Regions from separate parts of the Homo sapiens genome. Here region 1 is linked to region 2. Evidence: read pairs that join two places in POLR2A ChIA-PET (ENCODE). Cell type or tissue: HepG2. All regions are shown on one strand. Links, peaks and the distances in the headings refer to the core of each region. The heading gives the core; the rest is flanking DNA.

Region 1 (4,392 bases), core at 328-4,327, 73 kb before region 2:
CAGCTTAGAATTCTTACATCTTCTTGGAAGACCGAACCTTTTTTATTTTTTTATTTTTTTTCTTATTATTTTTATTATTTTTATTATTTTTTTGAGACAAGGTCTCGCTCTGTCACCCAGGCTGGAGTGCAGGGGCGGAATCTCTGCTCACTGAACCTTCCACCTCCTGGGTTCAAGCAATTCTCCCACCTCAGCCTCTCGAGTAGCTGGGATTACAGTGGCACACCACCATGCCTGGCTATCTTTTGCATTTTTAGTAGAGACAGGGTTTCACCACGTTGGCCAGGCTGATCTCCAACTCCTGGCCTCAGGTGATCCACCCGCCTTGGCTTCCCAAAGTGCGCGGATTACAGGCATGAGCCACCACGCCCGGCCTGAACCTTTTTTATTTATGAAACTCTTTATGAAATGTTCTCTTTATCTTTCGTGAAGGTTTTTGCCTTAAGGGTTATTTTGTCTGATACTAATATAGCAACACCAACATCCTCTTGGTTAGTGTCTGCGTGATACAATTTTTTTTCACGCTCTTATTCTTAACATTTTTGAATCCTTATGTTTTAAATGTGACTTAAGAGAATATACCTGCATTCTTTAAAACACAATATATACTACCAGTCAGTCTTTGCTTATAAATTGAGTAGTCTATTTTACTTATTGATACATTTGGATTTATTTTCACCATCTTATATTGTGCTTTTTATGTATCTTGAACCTTCAATATTTTGTTTTTTCCTCTATTCTCATCTACTTTGTATTATTCTTCTCTTTCCACTTTTTCCCTTTATAGTTAAAAAGTTATACATTCTTGGTAGTTATGCTAGAAATTTTAACTTGGAAACTTAATATCTTTACCATCCTACCACACAATAAACACTTTAATTCTGATCCTCCCCTCCCAGTTACATGCTATTGACAGCTGTGTATTTCATTTCTATCTTGTTTTTTCAGCCCCTTAAGATATTATTTTTTAAAAAGATATTTTTTTAAAAAATTATTGATCTTTGTAGCCAATATTTATTTACAATTAAGCACATATTCAGCACTCTCCTTGCTCCTCATTCTTTTATTCATCTCTGACCTTCCTTGTTCCCTTTCTTCCTGCCTAAATAGCAGCCTTTAGAATTTCCTTTAGTGAGGGTCTATTGATGGCAAACTCTGTTTTTGTTTCTTTGAAGGTGTCTGACTTTGTCATTGTTTTTGAAAGATAATATTCAAATTCTGGTTGACAGTAATTTTCTTTCAACACATTGAAAATGTTAAACTTTTTCTGGCTTCTGTAACTGTTAAGAAGTCTAATTGCCCTGTTGAAAGTACGCTAATCTGTCTTATCTTTCTCTGGCTGCTTTTCAACTTTTTTTCTTTGTTTATGGTATTCTGTAGTTCAACTACATGATGTCTAAGTGTGAATGTCCTTTTATTTATCCTTATTGGGATTGTTGGGCTTTTAAAAACTGTGGTTTGTCATTTCTAAAAAATCCTCAGCCATTACCTCTTCAGTTATTACCTTTGCCCTTCTCCTTCTCTCCTGTCTGTCTGGAACTCCAATTAGATAATTGTTATATTTTTCACAAGACTGTCTTCATGTTTTATAACCTTTCATTCATATTTTCTGTCTCTTAGGGCTACATTCTGGAAATTTTCTTGGATCTATCCATCTGAATCTATTCTCCAGTTGTGATTATTCTGCTGTTAAACCTGTCTATTGTATTTTTAATTTGAAATATTACCTGTTAAACTTCTAGTAGTTCTTTCAGGTCTTCTTCAAATCTTCTGGTCATGTTTTATGCATATTTTCATTTTTTTCTCTTATTTCTTTTAATATATTTAATAGGCTTATTTTATGTTCTGTGTTTAGTAATTTCAATAGCTAAAGCTTTGCAGTCTGATTCTGTTATTCATGTTTATGCTGGCCTTTGCTCATGCTACATTATTGCTATGGTTTGGTTTGTCCCTGCCAAAACTCATGTTGAAATTTCATTCCCAATGTGGCAGTGTTGGGAGTGGGAGCCTAGTGGGAGGTGTTTGGGTCCTCATTAAAGGATTATGGGGGTGGATTCTTCATTCATAGATTAATGCCCTCCTGCTGGGGTGAATTTTTGCTTTTGTGAGAATGAATTATTTCGGAGAGACCAGGTTGTTAATGTCTGGCTTCTTCTCTTGCCGTGGGATCTCTTTGCAGGTATCCCCTCCCCTTCTGCTGTCTGCCATAGTGGAAACAGCCTGAGGCCCTTGCCAGATATAGATGTTCAAACCTGGACTTTCCAGCCACCAGAATCGTCAGCCAAATAAACTTCTTTTCTTTCTAAATCATCCAGTTTCAGGTATTCTGTTATAGCAACACAAAACTGACTAGAGCAATTATTTCCTTTTGCATTTTGTGATTTTGACCATGAGCTTGTATTTTTTTTAGAATTTATTGATGAGAAGCCATCGAGGCCTGTGTTGAAGATGGGTACTTCTAGAATAGGTTTGCATTTGTTTCTGTCAGTTGCCTGGAAACTACAAATTAAGGTTTACTGTGAACTTAATTCTTGACTTGAATTTTTTGGACTCTAAAGAACAGTGTGAATTTGAGCTGCAAGACTGTGTGAGTGCTGGCTATGTTATGAGTTCTCAGGGGAGATGTTTTTTTCTCCCTCCATTTAAAGTCAAGTCTCAAGGCAGGCAATTTTCCTTACAATACTCTGGGGCTTGGGGAAAGGCAGTAAGTTAATTTGTAACCCATCCTTACACAAACAGTGTAATCTTTTGTGGACCCAGCTCTAAGCAGAGGTGGAAGGGACTACAGTTAGACTCACTCTGTGTACACGTTGACCACTGTATTCACTTATTCACTCATGTGAATTTGGCAGATACTCTCAAGGCAAAAACCTCTCCAGGTTTCTGCTTATACTCAGGAGTAAGGAATACTCAGAGGTCAAGTATTAGATGCAAGTGGAAACCCAAGAAACCTCTCCAAGTGGAAACTTCTCCTGTGGAAACCTCTCCTATGGAAACCTCTCCTATGGAAACCTCTCCTGTGGAAAACTCTCCTGGGTTTCCACTTGCATATAATACTTGACCTCTGAGTATTCCTTACTTCTGCCAGCATAAACATGCACTTCAAAAGATTAAAAAATACTTTGTTAATTATTTGTAGTTGTTTTCAGTGAGCTATCATTCAAGGTATGTAGTCTGTCATACTGCCAGACATGGAAGTCCCTCTGCTGCTGCCTGAGGCTTAAAAGTCAATTTCAAGGGTTTCTTCCTTGGTCCTCCCCTCTTCTCATTCTACAGGCCCTCTCCCTCTAGACAGTTTTACTCATTCCCACTACTTTGGTGCTCCTTACCAATTAGTCCCTGACCTATACCTCTGTGTGTTTTCTATAGCTGCTGAAACAACTTTATCACAAATCTGGTGGTTAAAAAATACCATGTACTATCTTATAGTTCTAAAGGCCAGAAGTCTGAAGTCAGTTCCAACAGGCTAAAGTCAATGTATCAGCAGGGCTGGTTTCTCCTGGAGGCTCTAGAAGAGAATCCCTTCTCTGCCTCTTCCAGCTTCTGGGAGATTATTGCTTTCCTTGGATTGTGATTCCTTCTCACATCATTCCTTCCTCTTGCTTCCACTGTTACATCTATTACTCCCTCTGCTGTAGTCAAATCTCCCTCTGTCTCTCTTTTATGAGGACACTCGAGACTATATTTAGGGTCTACCTGGATCTCCAGGATCATCTCCCTATCTCAAGATGCCTTACTTGGCTGGGTGTGGTAGCTCATCCCTGTAATGCCAGCACCTTGGGAGGCCTAGGTGGGAGAATTGCTTGAGCTCAGGAGTTTGAGACCAGCCTGGACAACATAATGAGACCCTGTCTCTACAAAAAATAAAAAATTAGCCAGGCGTGGTGGTGCACGCCTGTAGTCCAAGCTACTCAGGAGGCTGAGGCAGGAGGATTGCTTGAGCTCAGGAAGTTGAGGCTGCATTGAGCTGTGTTTGCACCACTGCACTCCCATCTCAAAAAAAAAAAAAATTCCCTAACTTAATCACATGTGTAAAGTTTCTTTTGCCATGTAAGGTAACATCCACAGGTCCCAGGGATTAGAATCTGGGTATGTTTGGGGGCCATTATTCAGCCTACTACAACCTCCAATCCTCAGCTGCAGACTCAAACTTTCAGTTTCTTTCTCAACTTTTCTCATTACCCAGGCGCTTTAAACTCACTTTTATCTAAAACTGAACTATATTCACCAGCTGTTAGTGACATCACCATCTTCCCAAGCATCCAAATGCAAAGTCAGTATATACTGCTTCTTTTTTCACCCTTTGTCTCCAAACAGTCACTGAGTCCTTATCTAATCTACCTCTAAAAGGTCTCAAATCCAGTCCTCTTCCTTATTCCCACTGCTACTGCT
Region 2 (4,392 bases), core at 77-4,076:
AGATTTGTCTTTGAGTGCAATGTCCCATTTAACTCTCTCCAGAGCCAGCCCCAGGATCCTGTGATTTGGAAGAGGAACTTTAGGACCTTGGAATTATACCCTAGGGGTGGAGAGATTGAGAGAGAAGTGCTCATAATACAGAGGAAAGGTGCCCCCAGCCAAGGATTAATCAGTGTAGTGGAGGAAGCAGACTAATCAAGATGTAATTATGCCAAAGGGAAACAAACCAACTAATGGGTGTCTTCTTAGAGCTCCAAGACCTGAAGGAAGGAGCAGCTTGCTGGCTCAGGGGTGAACTTTTCTTTAGGGGCCAGGAAAATGAGAGGACATGCTGGACATGTGGATCAAGGCCCGGGGAACATGGGGATACAAAGGCAGAGGCCCTGGGACTGGAGTGGGGATGGACTCTCTCAGGGACTGCGGAAAGGAAAGAGATCAGACAACCTGAGACAAACTTGCAGCCAGCCAGCAGGACCCAGGCTGCCCAGGCAGCCAATGGCCAGGAGACAGCCTGCTTCTAGAGCACCAGACACTGCGTCTTCTCAAAGACTGCAAAGTGTCAGCCAACAGAAAAGCCACCTGGGCCTCCTTGCACACTTTCCTATGCTCAGGAGCCAAGAATGTGCCTCCTTCTGTCCTTCTATCTTCCTGACCTCAGCAACTATACTCAGAAGAACAGCCAGATAGTCTTCAAACTGCTGTTTGCCTCCCAACACCTGGCAACAGGCAACAGGCAGACTGATGAACCAACAACTGTAAATGTTTGTTTTCTTTAAATAAAATTCCTTGGAAAGAGCTCTGAAAGTGAGGAGAAGAAATCCTAATTTGGCAACACCATTGAATGTTTGCATTTTCTAGGGCAATTCAATCTCTGGATTTTTAATTAAAGAAAAAAGAAAAGAATTAGCTGAAAAGATCTTGGCAAGAAGCTAAATGAGCCCATGCAGTTTGAAAATGAAGGTAAAAAGTCTCAGCAAAGTTTGTACTTCCCCAAGATCACACATGTGACGGGGTCAGGTGACCTCCCAGCCTTGCATAACATGTCCCATCCCACCCTGATCCCATCCTGGGTCCTCTTTGAGGGAAGAGGTTAGCAATCTCCACAAGCCCAACCAGTTCTATTTGGCCTGAACCTGAGGTTGGAATATGCCACTAGCCAATTTAGGTATGTACCTTCTTCTGTACTAAGTGTTGCCTGTATAGTGTACACATTTATGCTAACTAAAAATTAAATGTGTACCTGAAATATCATCAAATGCATTTGTACATTTCCTGGAACAGTAAAGGTATTGTTTGGCTTGGCCATCTGGGGATGCAATGACAGAGGGTAAAAGAGGTGGGTGGCTGCCATTGCTGGGCCTGACATGACATAGACCCTAATTGACCCCATGGTCTGCATTCAGAAATGGGGTATGTGGGCTTCTAGGTTACCTTTGGTTCTTGTTCCAAGGACAACACTTGGCTCTGTCAAACTCTGCTAGCTCTAGCTACCATGCCTCTAGCTAGTCCCCTCCCACCTCTGAGCCATCCCCCAGTTCTCTGACAGCCACACTTGATGGGCTTCAGCCCCCTGAATCGGCCTTGCTGGCAAACACAAATACAAGCATCCTTGGTTTCTTGCACATATATGGGACTGTCTGCTTATCAGCTGAACCATAAGGGTCTTGCAGTCTGGGACTTTACTCTTTGGTTCTCCCCTGTGTCTCCAAGTTCTCTCTATGGTGAACACTCAGTCCACTGTGACAACCCTCTCCCCCAACACCCACATGCACCCACATACACACAGTTCTATCTAGCAATCTAGAGGTTAAACGTAGATGTGACAAAAACATCAACAGCTCAAGTCAGGACCCCAACTGTAATTCCACTGGAAGTCACTGATATTTTAAGGGGCCAAAGATGACTGTCCCTTGGACTTCAGGCTAAATGTCAAACGAAGATGTGGGGTCCCAATCTTCTAATTTTTAGGGTCTTTTCCATGCTTTGAAAACCTGACAGGGTGTAGGCTAGTCCAGGGATGTGCTGGCATACCCTGCCCCCAGCTCTCCTGAGGCTAGAGAACACACGGCCTTCTCTCTTTGCTCAGCCCTGGGCCAAACCGCAGCCTCTTTAAGAGCCAGCCAGTAAGGCTGCTGGCTGCCTCTGTAGAGTCACGTGGAAGAGCACCAGGACAGGGCTCACCCAGCAGGGGTGAAGTGGAAAGGGGCTTTCCTAGAGGAGGGAAAGGGAATCACTCCAGCCCCCTGCACATTTGCCAAAGCCACATCAAACTCTGGGGCTACTGTTATACCACTAACAACTCCTCAACCCCAAGCCTTCCTAACCAGACCCAGCAGAGGGCATGCTGAGTACCCCGAGGATTTGCTTCCTCTGAAAGACGTCCTGAGTCCTGAGTCAACAAACACTTGGTTTCACAATTCGCATCTGTTTTCTGATTAGAAAAAAAAAAAAAAAAAAGGAGAGATGGCATGCCCACATGCTCCTGCAGGGAAGCTCACCCACCACCCCAGGCCCTGCCACCTGGCCTTTGCAGACTGTGTGAACCTCTGAGACTACTTGGCCTCCATGTCTCTGGAGCTTAGAGGAGCTCCTTAGGCCAGAAACCCTGACTTTCCCAGCCCTGAATCATCACAGCTCCACCTGGCCCTGCAGCCAGAAAACAGAGCCGCTGACTTTCAACCAAAGGGACACGCAGTTTGGGAGGATTCAAACAGGGTCATTACTGCTCAGTCTTTCAATGAGACTAAGCAGAACAAAGCAGGACTGAACCAGAAGAGACAAGTGCTCAGTTGGCACCTGAGGCAGAGCCCACTCTATCTCTATGAGGCCTTGGCTCCTGGGTGAACTTTCCCAGAAGTGTTTTGACAAAGACACTTCAGAAGTCTCTATAGTGCTTCCAAGTTCACATGTTCATCGAATGTTAAAGTAGGAAGGGACTTTTTGTGGGACTTTCGCAAGTCCTTTCTCCTTTCTGGGCTGCAGTTTGCTTATCTACACAATGAAGGGATTGGACTAGATCCGTGGGTCTCAATCCTGTCTGCACAAGAGAACCACCTGGGGATCCTGCAATCATGGGCAGGGAATGTCTGTGATAGCTTCAAAGTAAACAAGGGGCAGGTGCAGGGGTGGGGAGGCGTGGGCGGGGGGAAATGCTGCAACAGGACTGGCTAAGTGTTGAAATTGTTTAAATGGGATAATACGTAAATTGGGGGTAAGAGGGTGGGGTCATTCCATTCCCTGTTTTTCAGAATAAAAAGCTTAAAAAAAAGAAAAACCAAACCACTGATTCCTGGGTCTCACCTGGAACCTATTAACCTGGGCAACAGAGCGAGACTCCATCTCAAATAAATAAATAAATTAAATAAAATGGAATGTCTAAGGGCTCGGGGCCATGGAATTAGTGTTTCGAAAAAGGAGTCCCCAGGTGATGCCAATATGCAGCCAGGACTGAGAATGTTGGACGAAACACTCTCCATGGCCCCGCATGCAGCTGAGCAGTTGAGCCACCCACACCTTCCACCAAACATAGCAAGTCAAATTCAGGTCCCACTTGCTTTGACCTTCTACTGCTGTAGCTCCCCCTCTCAGAGGGGAGATGATGGGCGGGGTCAGCGCAAAGCCCTGCCAGGCTGCAGTCCCAGGTCCTCCAGTTGGTCTATTCTGCCTGGAAAGGTGGAACCCTCAAATAAGCTGCTTCCTAAGGCTTCCAGGGCCAAGTGTGCCAGCTCAGGGAGGGTGGCATCTGCACATCCAGAAAGTTCCAGACAGGACCAGTCCCTCTCCCCCATATGGTGAGCTTGAACTTAGCCTCATTTTCTGTCTCCTCATGTGGCCAAGTAGGCCTCCCACCTCTCTGAACATAGCAAGTCACACTCACATCGCATTTGGTTTAACTTCCCAGCCGACGTTGAATGTTCCTGGACTGTTTCCCAACATCCATTTTCTCCCTTTTGCGCTTCAGCGTCTGGGACCAGCAGGCAGGAAGCAGGCTGAGCTTGGATTTCCACCAAGGATGCTCAGCTTCCAGGGGCCCCTGCAGGAAGGTTCCGCTTTCACTGCCTCCCACCCCAGAGCACCAGCCACAGAACCCCTCCCCCACCACTACCACCCTGCAGAATCAAACCCTACTGGCTGGAGTTTATCCTTCACTCATTGGTGAAGAACTTTACATTCCAAACTCCTAGAAAACTTTTCAGAAGGTTTCCTCTCTCTCAGATCCTTTGTCCTTTATCAATGACAAGGGAGCTCTGCAGGGTAGTGGGGACCCCTCCTGATTTGGGCCTTTCTGAAAGGCAGGAACTTCTTGAGTTCTGTTGTCCCTTTTGAACAAAGGTACTTCCTACTGCCTTTCTCCAACTAAAACTGGCTCTCCAGTTTGGCATTTGAGGCCTT

What was found. ChIA-PET counts read pairs that join two places held together with the same protein. Peaks named below come from ENCODE experiments on the same cell type or tissue, not always from the same donor. Only the 100,000 strongest peaks of a DNase experiment are listed, where the experiment ranks them.
Region 1: POLR2A ChIA-PET joins it to region 2 with 6 read pairs; 4 of 35 experiments call an interaction of 5 or more read pairs at or near these places.

What each region holds. Positions count from the first base shown.
Region 1 is chr2:62,538,828-62,543,219 of GRCh38, reverse strand. No RefSeq gene overlaps it. Among named protein-coding and RNA genes, the nearest start is that of TMEM17, 35 kb to the right of the region's middle. In HepG2, for the core only: no CTCF peak of the experiment used is centred there; a DNase peak (open chromatin) is centred at 2,759.
Region 2 is chr2:62,465,949-62,470,340 of GRCh38, reverse strand. It overlaps a transcript of TMEM17 not described here. Among named protein-coding and RNA genes, the nearest start is that of TMEM17, 38 kb to the left of the region's middle. In HepG2, for the core only: a CTCF peak has its summit at 2,353 (motif pointing right); DNase peaks (open chromatin) are centred at 2,370 and 3,000.